7 separate regions of the Mus musculus genome follow, and all the other regions are linked to region 3. The links are chromatin loops, found by intact Hi-C in ENCODE. Cell type or tissue: left cerebral cortex. All regions are shown on one strand.

The links. A loop is a pair of places that touch in the nucleus more often than their neighbours do. Peaks named below come from ENCODE experiments on the same cell type or tissue, not always from the same donor. Only the 100,000 strongest peaks of a DNase experiment are listed, where the experiment ranks them.
Region 1: it touches region 3 in a loop (2.4-fold over the local background); 15 of 42 quality-filtered maps call a loop at or near these places.
Region 2: a loop joins it to region 3, with 8 times the contacts of the local background. A loop is called at or near these places in 19 of 42 quality-filtered maps.
Region 4: it touches region 3 in a loop (4-fold over the local background); 8 of 42 quality-filtered maps call a loop at or near these places.
Region 5: a loop joins it to region 3, with 4 times the contacts of the local background. A loop is called at or near these places in 2 of 42 quality-filtered maps.
Region 6: a loop joins it to region 3, with 3 times the contacts of the local background. A loop is called at or near these places in 7 of 42 quality-filtered maps.
Region 7: it touches region 3 in a loop (2.9-fold over the local background); 4 of 42 quality-filtered maps call a loop at or near these places.

The regions. Positions count from the first base shown.
Region 1 is chr11:32,139,164-32,143,163 of GRCm38, reverse strand. No RefSeq gene overlaps it. Among named protein-coding and RNA genes, the nearest start is that of Gm39676, 4.5 kb to the right of the region's middle. In left cerebral cortex, a CTCF peak has its summit at 1,944 (motif pointing left); a DNase peak (open chromatin) is centred at 1,943.
Region 2 is chr11:32,160,500-32,164,499 of GRCm38, reverse strand. It overlaps Gm40823 (a long non-coding RNA gene), which reads right to left and starts at 3,189. Exons shown (of 4, transcript XR_872353.2): 1 at 3,058-3,189; 2 at 2,789-2,952. In left cerebral cortex, CTCF peaks have their summits at 2,137 (motif pointing right) and 2,840 (motif pointing left); DNase peaks (open chromatin) are centred at 2,150, 2,795 and 3,537; H3K4me3 peaks cover 1,092 bases; H3K27ac peaks cover 899 bases.
Region 3 is chr11:31,998,263-32,002,262 of GRCm38, reverse strand. Nsg2 (neuron specific gene family member 2) reads right to left here and starts at 1,844. Exons shown (of 5, transcript NM_008741.4): 1 at 1,667-1,844; 2 at 383-532. The coding sequence starts at 511. In left cerebral cortex, CTCF peaks have their summits at 924 and 1,908 (motif pointing left); DNase peaks (open chromatin) are centred at 526, 923, 1,840 and 2,535; H3K4me3 peaks cover 2,172 bases; H3K27ac peaks cover 2,237 bases.
Region 4 is chr11:32,059,118-32,063,117 of GRCm38, reverse strand. It overlaps Nsg2 (neuron specific gene family member 2), which reads right to left. Exons shown (of 5, transcript NM_008741.4): 5 at 3,907-4,000. Among named protein-coding and RNA genes, the nearest start is that of Gm12108, 40 kb to the left of the region's middle. In left cerebral cortex, no CTCF peak of the experiment used is centred here; DNase peaks (open chromatin) are centred at 1,012 and 1,887; H3K27ac peaks cover 1,392 bases.
Region 5 is chr11:32,084,682-32,088,681 of GRCm38, reverse strand. No RefSeq gene overlaps it. Among named protein-coding and RNA genes, the nearest start is that of Gm12108, 15 kb to the left of the region's middle. In left cerebral cortex, no CTCF peak of the experiment used is centred here; DNase peaks (open chromatin) are centred at 616, 1,074 and 2,461; H3K27ac peaks cover 2,396 bases.
Region 6 is chr11:32,104,406-32,108,405 of GRCm38, reverse strand. No RefSeq gene overlaps it. Among named protein-coding and RNA genes, the nearest start is that of Gm12108, 5.2 kb to the right of the region's middle. In left cerebral cortex, a CTCF peak has its summit at 1,889; a DNase peak (open chromatin) is centred at 1,857.
Region 7 is chr11:32,318,917-32,322,916 of GRCm38, reverse strand. No RefSeq gene overlaps it. Among named protein-coding and RNA genes, the nearest start is that of Gm46275, 16 kb to the right of the region's middle. In left cerebral cortex, a CTCF peak has its summit at 1,540 (motif pointing right); a DNase peak (open chromatin) is centred at 1,566.

The DNA.
Region 1 (4,000 bases), 140 kb before region 3:
CGTTTAAGACAATGAGCTAGCAATAATGGCAATTTTGTTGTTCTCACAGAGCTGAAAGACTGCTTGATACATGCAGTTTTTAACGATAATAACCTTCCCTGGGGACATCTCTGGTACCTGGCATTGCCTCATGAGTGCAAATCTCATTTCTCAATGCTTCTGGGTGCCAGCTGGCGCTATCTTTATCTCCAGACAACTCACCAAGGCTTAGAGAAATGCAGCAACCCAGCCATGGTGGGCTGGCTAGTGTTGAGACTGAAGTCCAGTCCACAAAGGTCTGACAGGACGCAAAAGCCAGAGCCTGGAAAACATTATGCCTTTCCCATCCCTCTACCACTTTGTCCACACAGTGGTAACTGGAGAGTGGGATGAAAATTGATACCTAGGCAGTCAGTTTGATTCTCAGCCATGGGAGTACTTGATTTTCAAGCCTCCCTAATATACCTCATGGTTAGTTGGCTCACAGAATCTTGCTTTGGACCCTGTTGGGAAGCCTTTGGGATTTGCTCCACCTATTTTGCCAGGTAACTTGCTCACCCAAGCAGAAGCTTTGGGCTTTGTCTGTAAACCCCACCTCCTGCCCTCCTTTGCTTTTTGAGACAGTCTTACTAAGTAGCCCAGGCTGTCCAATAATTTCCTACGTAGACCAGATGCCTCAAACTCACAGAGACCCATTTGCCTCTGGCTCCCTGCCTCCTGAGGGTTGGAAATAGAAGCGTCTGAGATCACACCCAGCCCTTTGTTACCATTAACACTGTTTCTGTACCATAGATTACAGGAGCCATGGCTGTCAGCGCCAACATCTTTCCAATACAGTTGTCCTTCCCCACATTGCTTGCTTTCTTTAACACATCCACAGCATGGTGCTCCTACGCTTCGACCTCTGTGGGGTTTGAACATAACCTTTGTTAAGGAAGTGCCTTCCTAGCTGCATTTTCCAATTTGGGCATTTAGGCCTGCCATTTGCATAAGTAAGCAGTCATTTGTGCAGATGAAATGAGCAGTTACGTATGTGCAGACAGATCCTAATAGGTACCGTATGTCCCAGCCCCTGGACCAATTGGTTATTAACGCAACAGATGGGGCAATTCAGCACTAGCTCACTCCTCAGATGCCACCCCCCTCCCTCCTTCCAGGCCGGCATGCTTCTGGCATCCTCCACCGCTTTGTCACTGCAGAGTAAGCGCTGAAAGTAGCATCCAACGCAGGTCCCCAGTCCCAATGACAATTAAATTGCATTTCCTTAATGAGGGTGCCACTGGGGAGACCCCACAGGCTTTCGCTGTCAAGGAGCCTCTCAAGTGAGAAACGATGGGTTTGTAAATTGCATCCTCTGTGAGAGGCAGGCTGTTGTGGGAACCCTCAGAGCACCTGAAGGTCAGGTTCTCTAAGGTGACCTGGGTTTCCTGAGGAGTGGGCACGCCCATCCCCCTCTCTGCCACTTTTCCTGGTCTGAGCCTGACAGGTTTTTCCTTTAGGGTTGGATCTGGGGTTATAGAGAAAAGACAATGGGGGAGGGCAGAGTCTTTGTCAATGCCCTGGGTCTCTGTGATGTCACACTGCTTGCTTGCCTTATGCTAATGAGAAACTTAAAGAATATCTTTGTTTAAAGATAAATGAGGTAGTGATCACGCCTGTACTGTTCTATTGTAGGTAGAGGTTTTCCAAAGAAGTGATAGAAAATATTGAAGGAATCACTAATGGAGTATTTAAACCCGCAACGTGGCCTGGTCTTGAATTCACCCTCAAATCTGTCAACTGCTCAAACTTTTACTGTTTCATGATTCCCTGAGCAACCTCCGAGGTAGATAATGTAAGTGGGGAAATGGAGGTTCAGAGAAGTAAGTAGCTTGCCAAAGGCAAACAGCTAGGAAGTGCCTTACTGAGGCTTCCTTCCTGTCCTGGCACAAGGGGAAGGCTTCCACACTGCTCACTCACTCCCCCTGGTGGACGGAAAGGGAACCAAGGTGAAATGGCTTTGCTTGTCCAAGGTCACAGTTAGGGAACAGAGCCCTAGGGTAGATCCCAGTTCCCACACCTTCCCACTCTTCAGATCTCACTGAAGTAACAACAGAAAACTTTCATCTGCAGGGGTCAACTGGGGCTCCTAGAAAATGCATCCCAGGAAAAGCTCCCCATTAGGCAGCCAGCTGGGCATTAGTAGACTTTAAAACCATCCAGGCTGCAGATGGAGGTGGCATGGGTGGCTCATACTTGTTCACAGCTGACAAATGTCAGAATCGGATGACAGGCACAGAGGCACTTGGATATTTTTCTCCCTCAGACTTGCACACATTTGAAATATGCTATACTTTGTAAAACTTTGAAAAATAGGGTCCCGAACAATACATTGACCAATATTTTTAACGTCTCATGTGTCTGGTAGACTATGGCAAAAGCGCAGATCTGGGCTTCGTGGAGCTTCCAATCAGGAAACCGAGATGCTGGGTAGAAGTAGAAGAAACTGAAACACTATCAATAAAACATCCTGCTGCTTATTGTTGGGGGTTGGAGTCAGCTAAAGGTGGCCTGAACCCCATCTTGACCCTTCCTGGCCCTGTGGACTGCTTACAAGCCCAGGCTTGTGATATCTTCGTATTTCCCGCAGTCCTGGAACATTCTTTGTCCTCACTCTCTGAGAGCGAGCACACTGCTGCTCATCCTTCAGCGCCACACTGCGCACTTTTGGTCGTCACCACGGGAGAAGCCTTCCTTGGTTTTCATCAGAGACTGTTCATCTGCCTTCTCCGCTGGACTAGTCCTCCACAGGAACTCCCCTCTTCCTGGGGCCCAGCACCACAGTGATACTCGGAAACGCTTTTTGGAATTGAACTCTGTTCAGATGTTTGAACACTACCATGGAGTAGGAATTAAACAACGGCAGCTACTATCATCTTGTTTACCTTTAACTATCACACTTATTTTTTTTTTTTTGTCATGTGCGCAGAGCTGTGTGATTTACACAGCGTTAGTAGGGGCACTCCTATGTGCATAGGCCAAAGATTGTTGGCAACGTTTTAGATAAAAAAGTACTTTTTACATTTTTTTCCTTTTCATCCCCATTTTTACTTCTTCTTCTTCTTCTTCTTCTTCTTCTTCTTCTTCTTCTTCTTCTTCTTCTTCTTCTTCTTCTTCTTCTTCTTCTTCTTCTTCTTCTTCTTCTTCTTCTTCTTCTTCCTCCTCTTCCTTTTCCTCTTCAATGTCGCACGGTTCTGCAGACACAGGTCACAGCAGAGCAGGGGCCGCCCTCATAGACAGAAACTGGGGAGTGGCAAGGGAAGGCGTGTGGGCAGAAAGCACACTTGTTCTGCCTAGTAGTCAACTGTGCAGCTGCTCACATCGGAAGAACAAAAGAAGAACAAAAAGAACAAAAAGAACAAGCTCAGATCTTCTATGTGGGGCCAGGGGTGCTGCAAAGCCTGAGGTGTGAGCCACAGTGGTGGCCTTCAGGATATCACCTCTGCCCTTCACCATCTACGATGCTTGCAGAGTAGGAGTAGAGCATTTGCTATGCATCACAGGAACCATGGTGGATGGGGCAAGAGAGGCTAAGTACCATATCTGCCATTTCACTTCAACTCCTGTCATGACTCTTAGTTTACTAAGCCTGGCCCCCAGACACTGTGGCTGCCCTTGTTGAAAGGTTGATAGTCTCCTCTTCTCTGCCCCAGCAATTAGCCCTAAGTGGGGGCTTTGCGCAAGCTCAAGCTCGCGCACGTGTGTGTGTGTGTGTGTGTGTGTATGTATGTGTGTGTGTATATGTGTGTGTGTGTATGTGTGTGTGTGTGTGAGTATGTGTGTGTGTATGTGTGTGTATGTATGTGTGTGTATATGTGTGTGTATGTATGTGTGTGTGTATATATGTGTGTGTGTATGTGTGTGTATGTGTGTGTGTATGTATGTGTGTGTATGTGTGTGTATGTGTGTGTATGTGTGTGTGTATGTGTGTGTGTATGTGTGTGTATGTATGTGTGTGTGTATGTGTGTGTGTATGTGTGTG
Region 2 (4,000 bases), 160 kb before region 3:
CCCTCGTTGAGCGGTGGTGGCGCACACCTTTAATCCCAGCACTTGGGAGGCAGAGGCAGGTGGATTTCTGAGTTCGAGGCCAGCCTAGTCTACAGAGTGAGTTCCAGGACAGCCAGGGCTACACAGAGAAACCCTGTCTCAAAAAACAAAAAAACAAACAAACAAACAAAAAAATTATTGAGCTCCCTGGCTGAAGCTGATCCTGGATGGATATGATTGTCACTGTCACCCTCTAGGCCGTCTGAACCCCTGCTCTCTTTGTCATCATGGGCCAGTGGCAAAACAGCCCCTGGGAGAAGGAAGGACCAGAGCCCTGTTTGATATTTAGTGACAGGTTTCACTGTATAGTCCTGGCTCTCCTGTAACTTACTCTGTAGACCAAGCTGACCTTAGACTCATGGAAATCCACCTGCCTCTGTCTCTTGAGTGCTGGGATTAAAGGCATGTGCCACCACCGCCAGCATACTTAACCTGGTTTTAAAGAGCAGGCACTGCAATGGCAGTTTCACAAAGGGAGACACTGTGGTACACAGAAGATACCTCTCCAAGAACAAAATCACACACAGTTTTAAGATGGCAGACCTTGGATTCACATCTAGGGCTACCTAAACCCCCTGCAGAAGGGCCACAAGGTTTTCACCCACATCAAAGGTTTACAGCTGAGTCAAGGTGAGGCACTAACAACAGTAAGGAAGGAAAGTGGACAGTGTGGGGACAGCAGAGCTAATACAGGGGGGACGAGAACTCCATTGGGTCAGAGTGTGAATCTAGGTGGGATGAGATCCAAATATTCCTTAGAAATTTCCTGACATTGAAATTCCCAATTATGTTTACAGGGATATCATCCAAACGCTGGCCAGAGGCAACACTATATAATATGGATTCTGGCTCTTCTCTAACCCTCCTCTTCCCGCCTTTCTGTATGGGCCAAACCATGCCCCAACAAAATGCACTCTGTTGAAGTTCTTATCCCTGCATCTCAAAATGTGGCTGCATTTAGAGAGAAGGCAGCTAAATTAAAAAGAGTTCGTTGAGTCTCTATTTCACATGACTGGTGTCCTCATGAGGACAGGTGCTAGGAGACGGGGCAGAAGTGAGGAGGAAGGGAGATGGTGCCATCAGAGAGCTGAGGAGAGGGGCTTCAGAAGGACCCAGCCTGCCTGCACTGATGCCAGACTTCCGGCCTCAGTGGTTTGATCATGCGTTTCACCTGCTCTTTAGGCCTGGAGGATTCTGCTCTGTCAACCCTAGGAGGGACCTTTTATCTTCTCTTCGCTTCTCTTTTATCCTATCTTCCTTCCTATCTTTTTCTCATTCACTTTCCCACCATCCCATGTCAGAATAGAACCTAAAATGGTTTCAAGGTGGATTAGTGGCGGATCTGTCTCTAGGAAGAGATGAAGACAAGCCCACCTCCACACACTTCTGAGGATGCAGGCTAAAGGTAAGAGACGTGTCGTTCTTTCAGCGTCCGCTCAAGAGTATGGCATTGCCGGGCGTGGTGGCGCACACCTTTAATCCCAGCACTCGGGAGGCAGAGGCAGGAGGATTTCTGAGTTCGAGGCCAGCCTGGTCTACAGAGTGAGTTCCAGGATCAGCCAGGACTACACAGAGAAACCCTGTCTCAAAGAACAAAACAAACAAAAAACAACAACAACAAAAAGAGTATGGCATTGCTTAGAAACCGTGTTGGGAGGTTCAGTGAGGTCCCTGGAGCGTCCTCAATTAACAAAATGTGTTCTTTGTTCACTAAATTGGCTTCCAAGGCGAGAAGGAAGGAGGAGAGGAGCCAGTGGCATGAGAACGAACTGGCAGTAGGTTGGTGGGTAGCAACCCCAGATACTCTCTAAAATGCTACACCGGCGATTGGGTGGAGTAGGATGGTTCCTGCCAGCTTCTCATAACACAATCAAGCCTGTGCTTTTCACCTCCATTTTGGTCTTGCTGAAACCGAAACTCTGAGGCGACTTGGAGGTCTTGGAGTAACGGTTGGAGATTGGAACTCGGGTTCACGGGCTCTTCTAGCACACCCAGTCCTGCCTGCCCAGATCCTGCAGAATACGTAGTGATAAGCACAACAGCAGCCTCAGAACAAAGGAGCTGTGGGCTGTGTGCACAGAGCGGCCTCGCCACCAGGGGGCAGAGCATGCGCGCGCGCACGGTCGCCTTGGGTGCGGTGGGCTGGTGTCAGCACCCGTATGTCGCTAGTGCCTTCGCCCCCTCTCCCTAGGCTGCCTTCCTCCTCTGGCAAAGCGAAGAAATAGCTTTTCATCTTTCAGGCAGAGTTAGCTCATGGCTCTTCCTACCCACTCCTCCTTTTTTCTCCTACACACAGAACCAGGCATCACTGGCCACTGTTGGGTACCTCTGCACGGCTCTCCCCAAGCTGGGTCTCCCACTCTCGGCTATGATTGCTTTTGACAGTATTAAGTGTAACACACAAAAGCAGAACTGAACAAGCCCTTACCAGAGGGAGCTTGGAGAACCTCCGGAGGCACCTGGACTTCCAACACCTGGAGACAGGTCAGGACCCACGACTCATCTATTGCTGAGCACAGGGGACTGGGAAGATCTGATTATGGACCCCACCCTCGGTCCCCCATCATCACCTCTTGCCCCATGACCTGAACGACACCATCTCTGCACCACTTCTGTGTTTCCAGATTGTTCCCTGTTGGCTAAGCCTGTGCAGGCTTCCAGAGCCTTAGAGGCGCTCTCCAGCCTGTTTTCTAGCACTGGTGTTTCTCCCTGTCTGGAAAACCCGGGCAGTGAGTGCTTCACAAGGTACCTGAGCTAGGTGCGCAGGTGACAATGCAGCTAGGAGTTCAGCGAAGGCGAGCTCCCTCCAGTGGCCCAGCCTGCTCCACACCTCATCCCGATTCAGCTCTGCAGGCAGCTGTTCTTCCCGGAACCCATTGCTGCGTGTGGTCCCTCTCATCACTTCATACATCCCTGCAAAGGAGAAATGTTGCCATGTCCTTTTTATAGAGGGGAGGGAGGGGGTACCAAAGGAGGAGCCTTCCTTTCTTCTTCCTGGAAGGTTTCCCAAAATCCTACCTTCATCCCGGAACCTGCCCTTTTGTTCTCTCTTCCCTTACAACTGGACGGTGCAGCTCCCTACCAATGCTGTTCACCCAGCTGATATAATTCCAGTCAGCCCTCTAGATACAGCCACAGATTCAACCCACAACGATGAGAAATGTTTGGAAAAAAAAAGAAAGAAAGAAAGAAAAGCACACCTCTTTAGGTCATGTGCAGATTTCCCTCATCACCACCCCACCAACGATGCAGGGTAACAGCTATTTAGATTTTATTAGGTATATCAGGTCATCTAGAGATGGTTAAAGATGCACAAGAAGATGTATTTAGGTTGTGTGCGGACACTCTTCCATTTTACATCAGGGGATGTGATCATCAGTGAGTTTCAATGGCCTCCTGTAGGCGAAGCTCTTGGAATTCCCAGAATGGCTGATTTACATCCTCATGTCTATTACTGAGACTTTTGAGTGGCTATGACATACCACAGGAAAGCAACCGATAGGTAGAAACATTTGTCTTGACTGTAGAGATCTCAGCCATATGGAAACCTGCCATCTGTAAGCCAGTTAAAGAATTTTTAAAACGTTTGAAAGGAGTGGCTGCATCACTGGGGAACGCTGTTTCTGGAATACTTAATAAACAAAAGCCGCAGGGCCAGGAGCAGTCACCTCCTTACAGCTGACGGCTTTGAATGGAAGAGGCCCTTCAAAGCAATGCAGGCACTTGCTGTTCTTGGTTCTCACCAGATAAGACCCTATCGATGGAGGTATTACCTGCTTTGGTTAAAAGATATAGAGAAATTAAGCAGAAAACGAGCAGGTCGGTTGTTCCACGCTGGCTAGCATTCTGAGTGACAGGGCAGCTTTGTAGCTGGCCAGGGGAGAGAACTCAACAGTCTCGGGAGAAGCTTGTGGACTACAGTAAGGATCTAAGCCAGTGTGGGTTACCAGGCAGATTACCC
Region 3 (4,000 bases):
GTTGCTGGATTGAGCGAGTCCAAGTCTCTGCCTTCCTAGCTATACCAATCCATTTTCAAAACACCTCAAGAAAATGAAGACAAGCCTTTCCCCCTTCATCACTGCATAGAAGCTTATGTGTATTCATCTACCATGCTAAAATCTTAACAAGAGAACATTAATTTGTTTGCCTGTATGTGTAGATTATGAGCAAACACCATAAATCTGCAATAACACAAGAAATGTCTCATCTCTGGACACAATATTTTCCAAGGAAGGGAGCCTGTTTGGTGGCTGGAAGAATGAAAGGATTTGAAGGGGTAAAAAAAAAAAAATCTTTTGCTGCTTGGGTTCCTGGGTTAGGGTAGCCTGGGGGACAAGGAAAGGAAGATCACCCGGTTACCTTCTCGGGAGCAGCCAGCTGCAAATGATTAACCTCCAAGGGCGTGATGAGAGGGACGGTCTGGAAACCATCCTCCACGGAAGGCGGCTTGGCCCCCTTCTCTCCAGGGTTGCTGTTCAGCTTCACCATGCTTCTGCTTTTATTCCAGACCTAAGGCAAGCAGCAGGATTCTGGTTACAGTGGGAATGTGAGGGGCTGAGGACGGTCTGAGACAGCTCAACTGCAGCAGCATTCAACCTGGCAACAGCCATCAATCTCCCACTAGATTTCCTGACATGATTCCCATTGTCCGGGGAAACTTCATTAATCATCAGAATGTGCTAACTGCTCACCGAGTTCACCAACCCTCGAATTAGGGAGCCCCTCCCAAACCCCCAAACCCCCAAACCAAAAAACCCCCAAAACCTCAGACCTTCATTTTTTTTTTAAATGAGCTTAAAAAAAATACCAAGAAACTGTGGCTAACATATCCCTAGAGCCCCACTGGCAAGATTGTTCTTAGCACAAAAGGAAACTCCATTATTCTGGGCCCCCTGCAGTAAGATACATTTCATCTCACCACCCACATCGCTATTTTGCCTTTTCTTCACCAATCTCTAAAACACAATTAAATACAGTCAATCTCTCTCTCAAGACCCCCCTCTCTCTCTCTCTCTCTCTCTCTCTCTCTCTCTCTCTCTTTTACATAATATGTAGATTGTACACGAGACCCAGGTTTCTACATCAGAAAGAGGCTGGCTTGAACCTGATCTCCTTATTCAGCCATGAAATAGCTCCATTTCCTCAATAGCCAGGGCCTTCCTTCCTTCCTTCCTTCCTTTCTTTCTTTCTTTCTTTCTTTCTTTCTTTCTTTCTTTCTTTCTTTCTTTCTTTCTTTCTTTCTTTCTTTCTTTCTTTCTTTCTTTCCTTCTTTCTTTCCTTCCTTCCTTCCTTCCTTCCTTCCTTCCTTCCTTCCTTCCTTCCTTCCTTCCTTCCTTCTTTCTTTCTTTCTTTCTTTCTTTCTTTCTTTCTTTCTTCCTTCCTTTCTTTCTTTTCATGGAAAGTTAGCAGCCCCCATATTGCAAGATTGCCAACTAAATAAACAAATCACATTATTTCCCTCCAGTTCCCTTTGAACTCAAGGATTGATTTCACCGCACCCTCAAAAGCCCTGCACAACTGAATTTCTCCTGTCAATCCGGCTGGTGGGACGTAATTAGACAAACGGAGTTGTGGGGATGACAGGGTGGTAAGGGCTGGGAGGGTGCTGGGGAGTGGTTACAACAAAAACAAATGCCTACTTACTGTGCGGCACTGGTGGGGGTCAGAGCAGAGTCAAGCCAATATGTAGAGGAGGAGGACAAACAGGAGTCCTCCCTCCTCAGCCAGAGCGTGGTGCTGAAAAAAGCAGCCCTCGCGTGCCTGGATCCGGAGCTTCTGAGAACGAGGCGCCAGCGCGCAGAGAAGATCTGGCAGCTGCCAGCCTGCTCGCCAGCTCGCGCCTCCCACCGGGGACGGCTCCCACACCACCTGTCATCTGGCACCACCTGCTGTTTCTCATGCATGGCCACAACCCCTGCATAGGACAAACGTTTTAAAGAAAAGTGGAAGGAATTTTGGTTATTCCAAAAACAGTAATGTGGCTTATAATTTTTTTTACAATAATGTAAAATGCAATTCTTGAGTCTTTGGTGGAAACTGAAAAAGCAGGCACTTTGTTTTTTGTTTTGTTTTGTTTTGTTTTAGGAGAAGGGCTCCCCTCTTGCTAAAGCTTCCCTAACAATACTGTAAAACTCAAAACACCTGCTCTGGGTTAGAAGAGAAAGTAAACTGGTAGTTACTTTCCATTTCCTGTGCTGTTACACCTTTCTGGTCTCTTTCAAGCTACTGCCCTCTTTTGTAAACTGTGGTTTCTAACAAAGACTGGGAAATGGGGTGGCTTGCACTGTGAACACACCTGCATAAACTGCAGACAGTGCATAGACTTGACCTGTCTAAGGTCACAGAACTGGAAAAGGCCAGAACTGGGACTTGATCCCTGACTCTTGTCCCCAAAATCCATATCTAGGTCAAGACGTTAAATAACATCCAGTTTGCTGACCAGAGTAAGAAGGAGTGGAGAGGCAGTGTCAGCCGGACCAAACTGGCTGGGTGGGTCTGACACATTTTCAGCCACTCCCTGAGCCTCTGCTGCCTTGCCTTTGATGGAGGATAACAGCACTTGCAGAATGAGATGGCAGGGAGTACGGGAAGAGAATGTACCCATGGAAACACATCTGACTTGTGAGAGATGCTCTGAACGCCTATTTCAACCACAGGGATGATTGAGCCCACTGCCAGTGACTTCTCCCAGCTGTGGCTCAAATCACTGTTCATCAACAGCTGCAGTACTGACTGAGTGGTTCACTTTGATTTAAAAAATATTTGTTCTGTGTGGAAAAAAAAAAATCACCCTAGCTAGTGTCTATGTGTTACAAGGCACAGAAACGCGTGTGTCTTCTGTATTGTTCGGGCATGAAATGTGTGTAAGGGTTTTTGAGACCATGAAGGCTGTCATCTATCAGCACCACACAGGGCAGTGTTAAATGGTGATGTATATGTGTGAGAGGGAAGTATTCTAAGAAATATTGGTTTTCCTTCCCCTTCTTTCCAAAGACCTAAATGACTGCCAAATTCATGCATGGCACGAGACCAGCACAGTATAGCCAGCAACCACAGGTTCAATTGTGAACATGTATATTTCAGATCCTAACGCTGCTGCCCTAAGAGTCAAAGAAATCCCCTCTGATAGTTCATGGCTGATTGACAAGGAAAAGCCACACTTTTCAAGACAGAGGTCCCTAGAGTTCACTAAGCTCCAGAAAGCAGCTTGCCTGGAGGCAAGGAGAAGTCCAGGCTTGGTGACCTGTGAGGTTAAGACCCAAGCTGGAAGGAAGGCCATGGCTGGAATGGCATGTCTAACCTTGATGGAGAACAAGGTTGAGGGGTTCCAGATAAAATAGAATAATTGGTATTTAAAAAAAAATTGAGGATTGAAAGCAAATACTATCACATCATTTGATGAGGTTTTCAATGTACGCAACATGCAAGACATCTGTGCAGCAGAGTGCGGTGGAAAGAAACCAAGATGGTGTCGGATATGGCCTTATAGACTGCTTTAAGTGATGAAGCTTTGGGTCCAAGTAATCTGTATCAATTTAAGTATGTTTTTTGCAATCTTAAGATAGCCAAAAAGATACATAGTGTGTGTGTGTGTGTGTGTGTGTGTGTAATAATCAAAATGCAATAAACATCATCTACTGTGCAGAGGGTGGGAGAGCCGGCCTCAAGGGCATGACAGCAGGAGAGCTGGCCCTGACCCTCACTGGCTGCATCACTGGGTAAGCTGGCTGGGGCAGTGCTGGAGAGTTCGCCCTGGTGGTGTGGTGGGTGCAGGAGAACTGGCAGGCTGACCAGCTCAGCTAGCACTCAGGCCCAGATCCAGGGCAATGAGTTAGGCCACCCCAACATCTAACCCATCTATGAACTGTTGGAGTGCATGAAGGCTTTAGGATCTGGCAGATCCAAAGCTGCAGGATCTCCATGACACATGCTGGCTAGGAAGATCCACCGGTGGTCTGACTGACAGGACTGGTCTCA
Region 4 (4,000 bases), 61 kb before region 3:
AAAAGATAGGCTGACTGGCCAGAACTCTGGAGTGTGAAGGGTTGTCTCTGTTGTGTTTATAAAAAGATCAAGAGAGAAAGAATTGTAGTCAGGTGTGGGGGAAGGAGGTGCCTTCCTGGGCCCATGCTGAGGCATCCCTTCCCTCTGAGGGACCAGCCACAAGATGGTATAGTATAGAATAGAGTTTATTCAAGGCATGGGGAGGGGAGTTAAGAAGGTAGTAGAGACAGAAAAAGGCACACAGAGAGAGAGAGAGAAAGGGAAGGGAAGAGGAGGGGAGGGGAGGAGAGAGAAGAGAAGAGAAGAGAAGAGAAGAGAAGAGAAGAGAAGAGAAGAGAAGAGAAGAGAAGAGAAGAGAAGAGAAGAGAAGAGAAGAGAAGAGAAGAGAAGAGAAGTAGAGGCCAGCCATGACCATAAGGAGAGAGAGGGAGCAAACAGCTTCTTCTTTTTTTTTTTTTTTTTCGTTTTTGGATTTTGGAGACACAGTTTTTCTACGTAGCCCTGGCTGTTCTGGAACACACTCTGTATACCTGGCCGGTCTGGAACTCAGAAATCTGCCTGCCTCTGTCTCCCAAGTGCTGGGATTAAAGGCCTGCACCACCACTGCCCAGCAAGCAGCCTCTTTTACAGTTAGTCAGGCACACCTGGCTGTTGCCAGGTAACTGTGGGGCGGAGCTTAGACAAAATGCCAACAGTCTCTGCTCTTCCATTAGCAGTTTGCACAGCACCCGAGGGCAAGGGCTGAGGGCAAGGGCTGTGCTGTCTTCTTTCTCTCTTCCAGCCACGCATGTGGGTCAGAACCCCCAGTTCAGCAATCAGGGTAGATTGCCTGTTTCCAACTGTATCCAGTCAGTCCTGATCTCCTCCCCAAACAGCTTGCCATCCCAGGCAGGAAGATGTGTGGGCACAAACCACAACCCCAGAGCACAGTGCAGAGATGTGCGGCTGTTGCTGATGGAACAGTTAAGACGGGACCCAAATGCGTGGGTTGCAATCACAGCTCTGCCGCTTTGCCACATCACCTCAAACACAGCTTCACTGATGTTTGTGCACTTGAGACGGAAGTGGTAGTGACAGTCGATGGCAGTGATATCGAAGGTAGGGGTGGCTCCCTCTTGGAACTGGTGAGCGCTTAGCACTTGGCATACCAAAGGGCATTTGCTATTCTTAGCATTGAACACTGGGACTGAATTCAGGCTAAGAATAAGCAAGTTCGCGTCTGTGAAAACTGCAGTTTGATGTTCTGGGAAGTGGGCTGTGATTGTGCCCATGCTGTTTGGGGTCTGACACACAACGGAAAGGGGTCATGGGATCGCTCAACCTAGATTTAACCCAAGTTTCTCTAGCAGAGCCCATGGGCACCTCTTCATGCACCTTGGCTTCAAGCTTTCAGTTGTTCAGTGATGCCAATGACCACCGCCTAAAGCATGCTAAAACAGCAGACCCAGTGCTGGCTCCCTGCTTCCTCCCTGAGCCGCTGGCTAGCGAGACAGCAGAGCCTTCAGCAGACAGACCCTCTTTTGCCACTGACTATTTCTGTATCTAATTTTGTCTCTAAGCTTCAGGGCAGTGACTGTATGCAATGGTTTAAATCTGTCCCTCCCAAAAGTATGTGTTAGAAACTTGATCCCTATCACAACACTATTGAAAGTGAGGCTTAGTGGGAGATTTTCAGGCCATGAGGACTCTAGCCTCATGGACAGATTAATGCTGAATATAAACGGGCTTGCTGCTTGAGGTGGAGTCTTTGCTCTCTTACACCCCCTCTTTGCCTCCCTAGAAGGTGTCACTACCTTGATACTGAACTCCTAGCAACCAGGCCTGTGAGAAAGAAGATTCATTTCTATTCATAGCGCTCTGTGTATATGCTCTTGTACCAACACAAAGTGGACAGAAATACTCCTTATTTAAATTCTCACCATACCAGGCTCTCAGCATCATGTCAGGACTACACCCTCCTGTCAGGGAAGCAGCATGGTGTGAAGTCCTGGCATCATGTCAGGACTGCAGGATAATGTTTTATTTCAGAGTCTCAGAATAATGGGAGGAGCTTAGTCATATGTCAGGACTTCAATCTCTTACCATGTTCTCCCCAACCCCCCCCCCCCCCAGCGTCTAACCAGCTTTTGAGTGTCATGTCAAGGTCTCAACACGTCAGGAAGTCAGGGACTCAGCCTTCAAGCCTTCAGGATCACATCAGCACCCAGCCCTTAGCATCATGGCAAGCATCATGGCAGAATCACACCAGGCATTCAGTAAGGTCAGGACCTCAGGACCACTTCATGCCCTCCACATCACGAGGGACCTCAGTTCATGTTAGAATCTTGGGTTCATGTCATATCCTCCAAACCATGTCAGGACGTCTGTGATATCATGTCAAACCTGAGTATCGTGACAGGGCCTTGGCATTATGTGAGACCTTAGCAATATATCAGGCAATCTGAATCAGGCCAGGACCTCATAATTATGCCATTATCTCTGCATCATGTGAGGTCCTAAGCATCACAAGATGTCCTCACTAGGATGGGACCTCAGCAACATTTCTGGATGTGAGCACATTGTCAGATCCTTAGCAACAAGTCCTGACCTCAGCATCTGCATTATCACATGAGTTCCTGAGCATTATGGAATGAAACCAACATTATTCATTCCCTCTGCATCTGCTATTTCTTCAGTATCATGTAACATCTCATGTCACCTCACGAACATCTCATGTCATGTCAGTACCAGATTCATCTATCAGAACCACAGGATTCATCTATCACCACCAGAACCTCAGCATTGTGTCTGTCACTCGGATTACATTAGGTCCTCAGCCTCATGTAATGCCCTCAGAAAAATAGCACGAGTCTAATGTCATGTCAGAGCCTATTTAGCATACCATGCCCTAAGTGTCATGGCAGGGGGGTCAGCATCAGAGGAGGTCTTCAGCCTTGTGTCCAGACCTTGACATCTTGTCAGTACCTGCATCATGAATGGATCTCCAGTATCATGTTATGTCTTCTCTGTCATGTCTGGACCTCTGTGTCATGTTAGACATTCAATATTGTCATGTTTAGAGCTCAGCGCCATGTCAGGACCTTGTTTTAATATCCTACGAGGACTTCAGAATAGCGCTGTGACTTCAGCATCATGTTGGGACCTCAATGTCACATGCCACTCAGCATCAAGGCAGGCCTGCAAGCAGCATTTTAGAAACTGAATATCATATGCAGGTGCTCAGCACCAGCTGAGAACCACAATATGTGATCAGGTAGTAAAATACAGGGTCACCATGGTGGTCCCTTAACCGGCATGTCAGTGCCTTGCTATGATGTCAGGACCATGACGCAGGGCCAGCATTATGTAAGGCCCTTAGTTAGCATCCTGTCTGTCAGACCTTCTGCACCATGAGGATCTCAGCATCTTATCAAATGCTCAGCATCATGTAATGCCCACGGTATTATGTCAGGCCTTCTGAATCAATCATAACAGCAGCAGCATATCATAACCTCAGCATTGCAGGCCTCTTGGTATAACATACTTCATGTCATATCATGATACTTCATATATCATATCATAGGGTCCTTCGGCATCCTATTAGCTCCTTAGTGGCATATCTTGACCTCTTTACCACATGAGGCTCTGGTGTCACGTGACATTCTCAGGATCATGAGTAGTCCTTAAGATTTTGTAGGGCTTCAGGATCTTGCCCAGGGCTCCGCATCGTGCCAGGACTTTAGCAGTGTATCAGGCTATACTTACTTTAAGATAGAGACCCCCCCCCACACACACTATCCCAGTTTCTCCTCCCACGTCATAGGGCACTCTGCTCCTGGACTTACCAATCCCACCTCCTGTGCCCCTAGCATTCCCATGAGGTTCACTGAGCAGAAGGTCAAGCCGTCAAGGACAGATGGACAGACAGTCAGGACACTCAGACACATCTATGTTTATTTTTTTTTCCTGTCAGAAAATTTCAAGAATTACACCAAAAAATACTTCAGCCTCTGCTACCTAC
Region 5 (4,000 bases), 86 kb before region 3:
AAACTCAGAGAGATCTTCCTGCCTCTGCCTCCTAAGTGCTGGAATTAAAAGTGTGTGGCGCTATGCCTGGCTCTCGCACTAGTCTTATCTTGACCTCAGAGCAGGACAGAAGAGCCAGGAAACTTGGGCTTGGATCTCACAAGTTGGGACACCTTGGGTAAGCTCCTTCCTGTCTTTGTATCTCAAGCACCTCACCTATAAAATAGGCTAATGGCAAGAGAGAGTGTCCCCAGCATACTTGGCCCATAATAGAGGAAGATCAGATATCAAAGAAGTGTTCACCTCAAGTGTCAGATCAAAGGTCCCAGGAGGCATTCATAAACTAAACGTCTACTTCTCAGACATTCACCCAGGAGGGATCTATTGTGTTTCCCCTATCTGCCAGGCTGGGACAGTGTAATATGGTGAAGCAGGGTTGAACTTCATGGACAGAGGAGTTAGTTATGCGAATGGGCAGAAAGAAATTCAAAAGCCGGGAGGTTCACAGAGGGCTGCGGTGGGCGGCAGTGGGGTGGGTGTTGACTGAAGCCTGGAGGGGAGTGGGGGACCTGTGATGAGGACAGCAAGAGCAGGACACTTAGAGAAAAGGCAGCAGATGCAGAATGAGGGAGAAGCAGTGTGAACGAAGGTGTAAACAACCCTCTGGGGTCCCATAGCACTGAGTCTCATATAGGACGGTCTAGCCTACTCACACAGACAGTGGGCTGCGGCAGGAACACATGATCTGGTTTACGTTTAAAGCATTGCAATGGACAATGGGTGAAGCAGGGAGGACATCAAAGCCCAGCTTCCCCTCCTCTCTGAAGTCACATGCATGTAGATTTATTCCTTGGCACCACAACCACTTTCCTCCCTACATCCTGAGGTTGTTATTGGTAAAACAACAGTCATCAGGAGCATGCACCTTGGGGCTGTTATGGAATGAGTGGCCTCTTTGTCCCACCACACAAACATTGTACCCTGGTACTGACATCATCTCATCTCATTTTTACAGCCATTTCCAAGTCAACACTATCAGCAGCTTCAGAATAGGCAGCCAATGAAACCAAGGCCTCCTAGGATTAGTGCCGTAGCCCAGTTGCCTAGCAACAACACCCACATCTGCATCACTGCAGAGCCAGACTACAGCAGGCATTAAAACAAAGGCAGAAAGGAGTTACAGCCAGTCTCTGGGAGTGGGGCTTTCCTGCAGGCATCGATCAGATATATCCAACATTTAGTTCTAGAGGGGGCCCAGTCCCCAGCTCCTCAGTGGGACCTAGATTCCTCACAATTCCTTTAGGTCCAAGAAGGGTTGACTGGGCATGTATTAGGTACTCACAGTTTTCAGGACGCTGCTGATTCCCAGTTTACAGCCAGGACTGATGATGCTCAGGGAGATTAATATTCAAAGTTCAAATCCATTCACAGATGAGGAAGTAGATGCCCAGAGGGCAAGAGCTATGCCCAAGATCCCTTGGGATACCCAGTGGAGACAGGGCATAAACTAGCTCTACCTGATACAAAAGCTACTTCAAAGAGAAACTTCTATAACAAACACTCTGTCTTTCTCTCTATCTCAGGCACATCCATAAAGTAAGTGTTGGTTGTGGCAGGAGTTGAGCATATGCCCCGAAGCCACAAGCCCTGGTTTTTGGAGAAGACATATTTTTTCTCTGCATTTCAGAGCCTTGGAGCCTTGGGGAGATTTCAAGAGGACCAGCTTTGCTCAGAATACTGACATATTGTGGCAACCGGATGATGCCAGTTCTACTGCCACCCATATCTGTACCGAGGCCTCTAGGCCTGAGCAAAGTCAAAGGCCTGGTGTGAGAGAAGCCCCTCAGAGTCATTTCTGAGTAACTCCAGGATTTGCCCCACTGAGTCTCCAAGGCCCAGAGCACAGGGAAGCAGACCTTATTTAAACAGATCTGTTTGGCCAATACCAGCTTCTCCAGCCTGGAGGCAGCTGTCTGTGGCTGGGAGCCAAACAGTAGCCCCTCAGAGGGTTACCACAGCCTAGTTTCTGTAGCTCTTTGTCCTGGGTCCCTTCAGTGCAGTGACAGTCTGTACAGATGTTAGGTCTAGCCCTGAGTGTGGCTGAGAGTGTCAGGTCAAGGGGCCATATCAAGCCAGGAGACCCAGGAGAAATACCTGGGCATGTGTTTGATATTGTAAGGCAGTATGCAGACAGAGGGCCTAGGTAAGCTGGAAGGACTGTGATCCCATGAGTGCAGAGCTGAAGTGGGGACCACAGAGGCTGCAGATCCTGCCTCCCATCCCATAATCTTTATTCTCTTTCTTTGTACATCTACTGCTTGAGAACTTGGCACCTCCTCACAGAGCCATTTCTGGAACTCAGATTCTGGAATTGGAACCCAAAATGACAGATCAACTTTGGGACCCTGACCAGCCTTTCAGGGCCACAGGTCCCAGCCACCTTTTCCAGGAACCGCTCAAGGTCTCGCGGAGCCTCAGAGGCTCAAGTGCAATCGCTGTCTGGGGATGTGCTTTTGAAGGTGAGGGTTATTTTTGTCCTAACTACCGTTGTTAGGAAGATGTCACAGCAATTGTTCAGAAGTTTTCCTTGGTATCTATCCCACGTTCGCTCCCCATTGGGGCCTACACACTGGGTCTCTCTGCTTGTGAGAGAACTGCGTTGGCCGTGGTGAGAGCACTCAGCATTTTCAGCTTTATGAAGACTCAGATCCAGTGTGGAAACGTCATTTGGAGATGCATGTCCCAAGGACGGCACCCTTGAAGGCAGGTCTAACCTCTCTCCACTTGCTACCTCTTTAGGTTGAAAAAAATTTTCTGCATGACCCCAGATGTACGTAGAGAGGCATATAAAATAGAAATACAAAGTAGGTATAAAACTGGAGAGTTGGTTTAGCAGATGAGAACATTTCTTATTCTTGCCAGAGGAATATTTGAATATTTGATTCCCAGAACCCATATTCAGCTCACTGTCATCTGTAACCTCAATCCCAGAGGATCCAACATCTTCTTACCTCCAAGGCACCGGGCATGCGTGTGGAGCACAAACATACAGGAAGGCAAAACGTAAAAAAAATAAATTAATGAAATAAAAATGTAAAAGGTATAAAATAGTGAATCAAACATTTATTGATGATATGGCATAGAGAAATTATTTTTAAACACTAGTGTGACACACATATTTTTGCCGTTTATTAAGATGAAATCAAACTTACATACTAGTGAGATGGATGTACATGCTTATTTTTACATGAAGAATTAAATCTTCGTACACCAAAAGGTGTAGCATCTTCAGTGGCTTTCAGAGATGACTGATCTGTGGCCCAGCATGGTAACCCGCCCTTCAAAATCAAGAGGGCCCATCTCTTCTTAAGGTTTTTTTCACAAAACAAGGAAAAAAAAAGGAAGAAAGCTGCTGGGTGCAAGGAAACCATGGGAGGTGGGACACATGTCTGTCACCTCAACAGATGAGGGGGAACCTGCCATGTGCACCAACTCCTTGCACAGGAATTGCACGCAACCCCATGTGGATGTCAGCAGTACAGGTACCCGGGACACCCTTTCTATTGAAACCAGCTTCGCCTTTTGTTTTCCGGTGAGATGTCCTAGGAAACTAGTGAATTCCCCCACCCTCCTGGTTCCCATATTAGTTTTTGTCTGTCCCATTGTTTCCCTCGCCCTCCCTGGAGTCCTGCCTACCTCAGGAGATCAATATGGGAGCCCAAAGCTGCCTTGCTTTGCACTTCCAACCTTGGAAGTCCTGAATGTTTGGGAAGGGAATCTGCTCCAGCACAGCAGAAAGGCTTAGGAGGAAGCCGGGCAGCTGTACAGCCCAGAAGTGCTCTCCTCTGTAGCTTCAGTCCCAGGTTAAGGGAGGAGTCCCCTAGACAGGGAGAAATGGGGAACGAGGATTGAAGAAGAGGGGGATCAATATGCTTTAGTCACATCTGGTCTGCACAGGAAGTGCACGGTATTAATCTCTCCCATATTGTGGTTCCTGGCAGAAAACACAGGGCCCCTGGGG
Region 6 (4,000 bases), 110 kb before region 3:
GGTTTTTTGTTTGTTTGTTTGTTTGTTTTGTTTTTGTTTTTTCGAGACAGGGTTTCTCTGTGTAGCGCTGGACGTCCTGGAACTCACTCTGTAGACCAGGCTGGATCTGCCTGCCTCTGCCTTCCAAGTGCTGGGATTAAAGGCATGCACCATCACTACCTGGCTTCCAGTACCTTTTGAGCTACCCACTTTGTGAGCCTCCAGGCATTTCCCCCCACTGAAGCTTCATTTCCAACCCTGAATAGTGTAATCCCCAGGTTGCTGCTGTGGGCCCAGAGTGGCCCCAGGCACGCAGCCTGAGGATTTGTGTTCTCCTATGATCACATACATTCTCAGTATACCAGGCAAGGGCTTGTCAGGCTAAAAGTTTTCTGCAACTCCTTCCCACAGCCAGACTCAAGGAGACTCACTGATGCTGCACACTTCTTTCCCAGAGTGCTGCTTCCCCAAAGCATTGATTTCTGGGGGAGAAATGCCACGCTTGATCTAACCTTTCTAGGCACTAATGAGAAGAACAGTACCCATCAGCCTGAGCCGCTGTTGGTAGCAGGAAGACCTGGACCAACACCAGCCTGCAAGGGATCATGTCAGGAGACAGAGCTGCAGGGTCAGCTGAGGATCTAGCAGCAGGTCCCTGCTTGGCTGAGTTTATTGTGTGATCTTGTCCATAGTAGCCAAACTATGACTTGAGTTCAGGTGTCCCTCAGCAGCTGAGCAGACAGGAAAGCATGGTAGGGACACACACTGGCATTTTCTTCATCCACAGAGGACAAGGAATGACAGCATCCCCAGGACAACGGACAGAACTGGAGATGAGTATATTGTGTAAGATAAGCCTGACTCAGAAAGAAAGATGCCACTGTGGAACCTGGATTTTATATACACATTACATATACGATCATGCACACGCACACACGCACACATGCATGTGCGCACGCACACACACATCATGAAAGTAAAAGGGGTCCATTTGACAAAGGAAGGAGGCTTGGAGCAGGGAGGGGGCAGGGAAGGATAATGGGGTGAAGCTGATCCAAGTTCCTGGTGTTTGCGAATGAAAGTGTCATTAAGGAAACTGTCACTTTTTATCACGAGTATTTGTTGATTTTTGTTTGTTTGGGTTTTTTTGTTTGTTTGTTTGTTTCCAGTTTTTTTTTGTTTTTGTTTTTGTTTTTTAGAATAGAGCGGTTTCCAAGAAGCAGAAAAGGATTATGTAGGGAGAAGAAAAGTGGTTACTGCCTTAGGTGAGGCCTTGGGAAAGAAGGCAGACTCCCCAGCAGAACTCAGTCTCCATGTCTGTAAAGTGGACACAGTCAGCTGTCCATGTAGTCCCTGGACTGTTACTCGAGATCAGCATGGTCACAGAGTCCAACAGCCATTTTTGTACCCTCTGGACTTTGCCGATCATCCTGTAATGTAGCCTTTACCAGGAAAACGAGCTTTGAACAGTTATGATGTCTTTTTGAGGAGTATGTGTAAGAATCTCTCAAAATCCCAATCTGAGCACAACTCTGGTGCACGGCGTTGGGTCAGGTGCTTGCCAGGGTGTGTATCTGGTGATGCAGCTCTTTGACACAAACCTGCTGCCACTGCGTCACATGATTGCCTGATAAAGCTATGGAATTGCATTTTTAACATCACCTTCTGAGGATGCTCTGTGACTTTAAGAACATTAATACCCTGATGTTGGTGGAACATTTACCTGGTGGGGAGTGGGTGAATTTTATAACCAAATAAAGAGGGGATAAATTAAGTGCCACCTGCAGTCCCTGTATGGTGAACACAGTCACAGATGAGAATGCGCCCCATGGGGACTGCAGCTGCAGCCAGCCTTCTCAGCAGCGTTCACAGCTGCCCTAGCCTAGATTCCTCTCAGCCACAGGCAGGGTGCAGTCAAGTGCTTGTGTGCACGCTGGGAGCTACACACATTTAGCCTAAACCTAGTTCCTAAAGAAGCCGGATCTGTGACCTAAGCTGGTGGCAGGCTGCTGTGCTGGAGGAATTCAGTGCCCAAGGCCTCATGCTAATGCTTTAGTGAAGCAGGTGGTCGTTTCTTCACTCACTGCTGTTCTGAGACGGCATCTGGGCAGAACTTCCAGTTGAGAGGACAGAACAAGACAAGCCTGTGCCCCACTCACAGGCAAGGGCGGCAAAGAGTCTCCATTCTCAGGGGAGAGCAGTGACCCGATGGGTTTTACTCCACAATTTAAAAATTCCATAAACCATGGCAAACAGCATAATTATGGTGTTACTGATGTTCCTGCCGTTTACTTGTGTGAAATGCTGACAGGTTTTATCTTTTGAATCTCCCTGCAATCTATTACTTAGGTCTGGCCTCATTGCCTGTTGGAAAGAGCAGGAACCTGAAGCTAAGGCTGCCAGAAAAAAAAACAAAAAACAAAAAACAAAAAAAACCCCAAAAAAAAAAAACAGGCTTCAGCAGGCTGGCAGACTAAGCTGGGGCTTTCCCTTGTAATGTTCAAGAACAGTGAAATGAGAGCACAGCCCACAGGAGGGGACCAGGGAGGGCCACAGCCCATTCGTGACTATGGCCCAAGACACTGTCATCAAATGCTTGTCTGTGGCACCAGGTGTATTTGGTAAAATCCAATCTAAAACAGAGCCATGTCTAAGCCTCTTTGCATTTCAGTTATGGGGTCATTAAAAGTAAAAACCCTCCCAGATGTAAAGGCACCTGGCACACATTCCATGTACTCTGGCTTCTAGGCTTCCAGGGGCAATGTCTGTACCACACTTCCCTGGGTTCAGCCAACAGTTGGAAAAGAACACATTCTCTCTACCTACAAGCCACCCTTTCTATCTTTGAGAAAACAGGGTATGCTGTTATAGGAAGCTAATGATCAGATCCTTCGGAGTTGAGCTGTTTGGCCCGAAGTATGGTATCAGTTGCAAGGACTGAAAACTGCACAGTATTATAATGATGGTGTTCTATCGTACTAAGTGGTAATTTCTTGCTGGAAGGAAACATAAAGATGTTTTGTAATGACACATAGAGAATGAGAGACTTAGTGGTCTGAGTCCTACAGACTCACAACCCCAGGGGTCAGTTCTTCCTTTGCAGTCTCTATAACACTGATTCTCCATTCTGTGGGTCACTACCCCTGCAGGGGGTGACATGTCAGATATCCTGTATATCAGATATTTACATTACAATTCATAACAGTAGCAAAATTACAGCTAAAAAGTAGCAATGAAATAATTTTACGGTTGGGGGTCCCCACAGCAGAATGAACTAACTGTATTGAAGGGTTGCAGCATTAGGAAGGCTGAGCACCACTGCACTAGAGAGTAACATGATTTATGATGGTAATACAGTAACATATCAGGGCCTGGTGAGGTGGCTTAGAAGCTAGGAGCACTTACTGTTCTTACAGGTTTGGTTCCCAGCACCCACATCAGGCAGCTCACAGCTGCCTGTAACTCCAGTTCAGTGGGATCCAGCACCCTCGTCTGCCCTCTGCTGGCACATAATGCCGCACATAATGAACTCATGTAGGCATGCTCACATATACGTAGCTGCCCACAGCTACACGAACTGGTTTCCTGAAAGGGAGGCTGGGGCTGTATGGGAAAGAGACAGCGAGAGAAATACAAGACTAAGACAAAGATACTGATCTTTTACTTAAGTTTACTTAAGAGTCTGAGCTTATAAAAGGGGAAAGCCCATCTCCCACCACACCAGGCTCTCATTGCTTTGTTGCTAAGCTGTTGCTTATTCAAGATGCTTCAGAAAGCAGGTCCAGCCTCTCAGCGTCTTGGAGAAAACGAGGTGGCAGAACAATAGACCTATCTAGGTCGGAAGACTCCACCCCAGGTGGGCTAGCTCATAGCGGCAGAACAGGTCTGAGCCAGCCTGCTCAAGACTGGGGAAGCTACACATATATACACATACATTTAAAAAGAGGTAAGTCCTAAAGACAAATGTGTTAACACACATCAATGAAGCCAAGGCAGGAGGATCTCTAGTTTAGGACAGGCT
Region 7 (4,000 bases), 320 kb before region 3:
GACTCTCTCTTGGGTCCATCCCACACCCGCAGCTTTCTTTGGCAGATGCTGCATGGTTCTAGGGTCTCCACTGGAGAGTAACCGCCAAGGACTTCCTTGCGGGTGGACCCAGTGATTCTCTAGATCTGTGGTACAAGGCTTATGACTCTTGCCATCCTGCATTCTTCACACCCATAAAACCAATGCCCTGTGGATGCTGTCACCAAGTTATTCTGCCTTCTCTGGGTGGAGACCACAAATGCACTGGCTTTTGAGTGTTGGCATTGGGAAACACTTCCCAGAGTCATTCAACCAGCTTTTATATGGCGTTCTTAGTTTGGACACTTTCCTCTTAAATGAACTTGCATATTTGCAGTATGGAGTTCTCTGGGGTGGGTCTTACACCCAGGGCACCTTTCCTGTCACCCAGGGTCAGCTTCTCTTCCATGCTGCTCATCTCCTTAATAGTTACACCTGCTGTGTCACCTGCCTGTCCTTCCCTGGAACTTTAATCTTACCTGCACACCCTTTTAACCAAACTTCAAGGATGCCCCTTTTTCTCTCTCACGAGAGGCCTCAATGAGAACAGCAAGCAATGACCTCGCCACAGCCCAAATGAGCTCCCGATTGGTCTCCTGTCTGGAGATTTCTTCTGCCAGACACGGCAGCCTGTTCTCCTTAAGTTAAACCCCACTCAACTCAGGACATAGGCAGAATGCACTCAGATCCTTTGCCAAAATATATCACACAATGTCCCCTAACTCACTACCTGATAGAATGTTTCCCCCAAAGCCTTGCCGAGTCTCTACTGTCCACGTTAGTCTGTGCTTACAGTATCCCAGGGCCTTTCTAGGATAAAATTCTAAGTGCTTCCATATGCCTCCCACAAACCAGTCTAAAAGGTCTAAGAACCACATGGTCGGGTTTCTAATGCTCACTCCCCACCCCATTCCAGGTACCAATTTTCAATATTAGTCACTTTCCCGGTTGCTGAAACGACGGGCACAACCAATTTAAGGAAGGGTTTACTGTGGCTCACAATTCTAAGGGGTACAGTCCGTCATGGCAGGAAGGTACGGTGACAGAAGCGGAGGTTGTCACATCGTAGACATCCTGGGAGCAGAGAGAGCTTGCGCTCAGCCGCTTTTCTGTTTATGTAGTCCAGGACTCCAGCCCATGGAATCGTTCAGCCCACATTCACCATGGCTCTCCCATCAGATCCAGGACTGCTCATGGCTTCAGTTCAGCTTTGTCACATCTTTGTCCTTACGTGGTATAAGAATCTCCCCTGGCACTCAAGAAGCTACCCAAGGGCAGTGAGGTGCCTTCTAGTCCCACCAGAGTGCCACTGTGTCTGAACTGACCTCCAGCAATTACACAGGTGACATCAAGAGCAAAACCGTCTCCTACATCTCACAGGTCTGAGTGCGGTCCTACAAATAGACATTTAACAAGTATTTGGTTGTGCAAAGGCAAGGTGATGCTGGAGGTGGTGACGATACTGGAAAAGCCTTGCACCTACTTATAGTGGCCTGCAGGGGGCGCCCCAGAGACCTCCTGCCCGGTAGTCATAAACAGCTGAGAGTGGGCCCCAAGGTGGCGCCACTGGCTTTCTAATGAGAGGGGAGCTAAGCTTACTGTTTTCTTATATTCTAGGTCCTCCACCATGTTGCAGTGTGGCTCGAGGCTCTCAGCAGAGGCCTTCAACCCTCCCACCCTCCAGCACTGTGAGCCGAATCAAGTCTACTGCTCATCCATCTCCCAGACCCAGGAACTCTGTAGTGACAGAACGCGCACCAAGAAAGTGAAGAAAGGTGCTTTGTGGTTAACTGGTCTCATGGATGGGAAGTGCTTGCTTGAGATTGCCCGGTGTTGTCACATATGGGAAGCAGAGCTGGGCAGAGTTAAGCCAAGACGAGTGCCCTCTCCCACAGGGCAGGGCAGTGTGGGTAGGGGAGGACTGGCTGTTCCCAGCTTAGGCTTCTAACCCGTGCTTGTGAAGGAATGTCTGGTGCAGATCACCTGTTCCCTGCATGAGCTCCTGGTCTGAGAGGTGATTGACAGCTTGCTCCGTCTGAGGCTTGGTGACAGTGTCCTGGGTCCATTGTCTCAGTTTCCAGATAGTTCCAGACAAAACCAAACACAGCTGCTTTAGGGGCACACAGGAGAGAGACGGTCTGCTATTTTAAGACAGCCACTGAGTTCTTTTTCACAGCCCTGGAGCAGCAGAGCAGACCACAGGGGAGCGGGTGAGTCACAAAGGGTCAGGGAGGGCTTTGGAGGTGGAGCAGCAGAGGTCTGCCTAGGCTTATGGACAGTTCAGGGCACACCAGCACCCGTCCTTGTCAATTAGGCGATGCCTCCATGCCACTAGTGGGGAAACCGAGGCAGGGATGTTGATAAGGGGGGAGTTGTGAGGAACAAATCTTCATGTACTCAAGTGATGCCATGTGAGCCTTCTCCCCAGTTTAACTGGTCAATAAAAGGCTAGAGCCTGTGACTGGGCAGCAGGGGAGGGAGAAAGGTGGGACTGGAGGTTTAAGAGAGAGGGTTGCAGGGAGGGGGGGGCTGAGGAGGAGGAAGATGCCATGGTCCGGAACCAAGTGGCCAGGAGAAAGACCCAGTAACAGGGCATTACAGCTGGGGAATGAGCTAGTATAGCCCTAACTCTGCCCAGTCTGGGCACACGGCTCATAAATAAAATATCTGATTGTGTCTCTTTTATACAGGCTTATTAGGTTTGTAAATTATTACTTCAGACTGCTTTCCTTTGTAAGTGACAGAAGTCTCCTGTTTTGTTTGAGCTAGGGGATTATGTTGGTAAAAGAAAAGCAAATTGTAGACACATGGAATTTATACAGCAGGTATTTAAAAAAAAAGAAAACAACAACAACAACAAAAAAAAAAAAACCATGGCTGAGGAGCCTGAGTTTGAACCCCTAGAATCCATGTCCAAAGTCAGGCATGGTGGCGCCAGGTGGTGATACTCTCAGAACTGGGGAAACAGAGACTGGAAGATCCCTGGAGCTCAGACAGATAGCCTGCTCAGTGAGACTATGTTAAAACAACAACAAAAAAAAAGGTGGTGTCTGAGGAACGACACCCAGGTCTGTCCTCTGGCTTCTACATATGTAAGTGCAAACACACATGCACACACATGCATGCATGTGACCAACACACCTATGTGTATCTTTCCCCACCACCACAAGATACACAAACAAAACAAAGGGTAAACCATGGGTCTCTGATTCGGTAGGTCCATAGACATTATCAAGGTCTGGATAAGTTCTGGCAGGGGGTTAGGCTGTCACCTTCTCGAGAGGCTGGGTGGAATAGACTTGGGGTGATCTTCCAGGTTCCTCTAATCTGATAGGGTAATCATTTTATATTTACTTGTGTGTCTGTGAGCCAAGGAGCTTTAGACGAACTGGTTCTTGGTTTTGACACACTGTTCTTAAGGAAGACCCTCAGATCCTGCAGTTGCTGTGTAGGGACAACCTCGGGGAGCTACACCCCCAAATTAATAAAGTCATGGTAGCTGTTCAGGTAATTATTGCTGATCCAAAGACAGACCAGAGACCTAGGAAGGTTGGACAATATACTCATCTGGATTTCAGCTTCCCGCCTGCTTCCTACAACTGGGAGTCACGTATGTTTCCAGCATCTGTCTGGAAATCAAATGTCACTTTTCAAGGGAGAAATCCCAGAAGATTGATTATGCCCCAGAGATTTATCTCCAGAAGTTTTGGAAAAGTGAAACACGTTTAAAAAAAAAGAAAGAAAGAAACAATTAAAAGCAAACTAGAACATTTGGGAGGCTGAAGTGGAGTTTAAGAGGGTGTTAAGCTGTAATTGTTGAAGGAGAAGACAAGAGCAATCCAGGCTGTGCTGGCTCACGCAGACTCTTCTCTTTCTTCTGAACTCACTGAAGCTATTACCAGAAAAATTTAACCTCCACATCAGGTGGGTGACAGGCCTGTCATATCAGTGCTGGACAGGTAGAGGCAGAAGGATGGTGAGT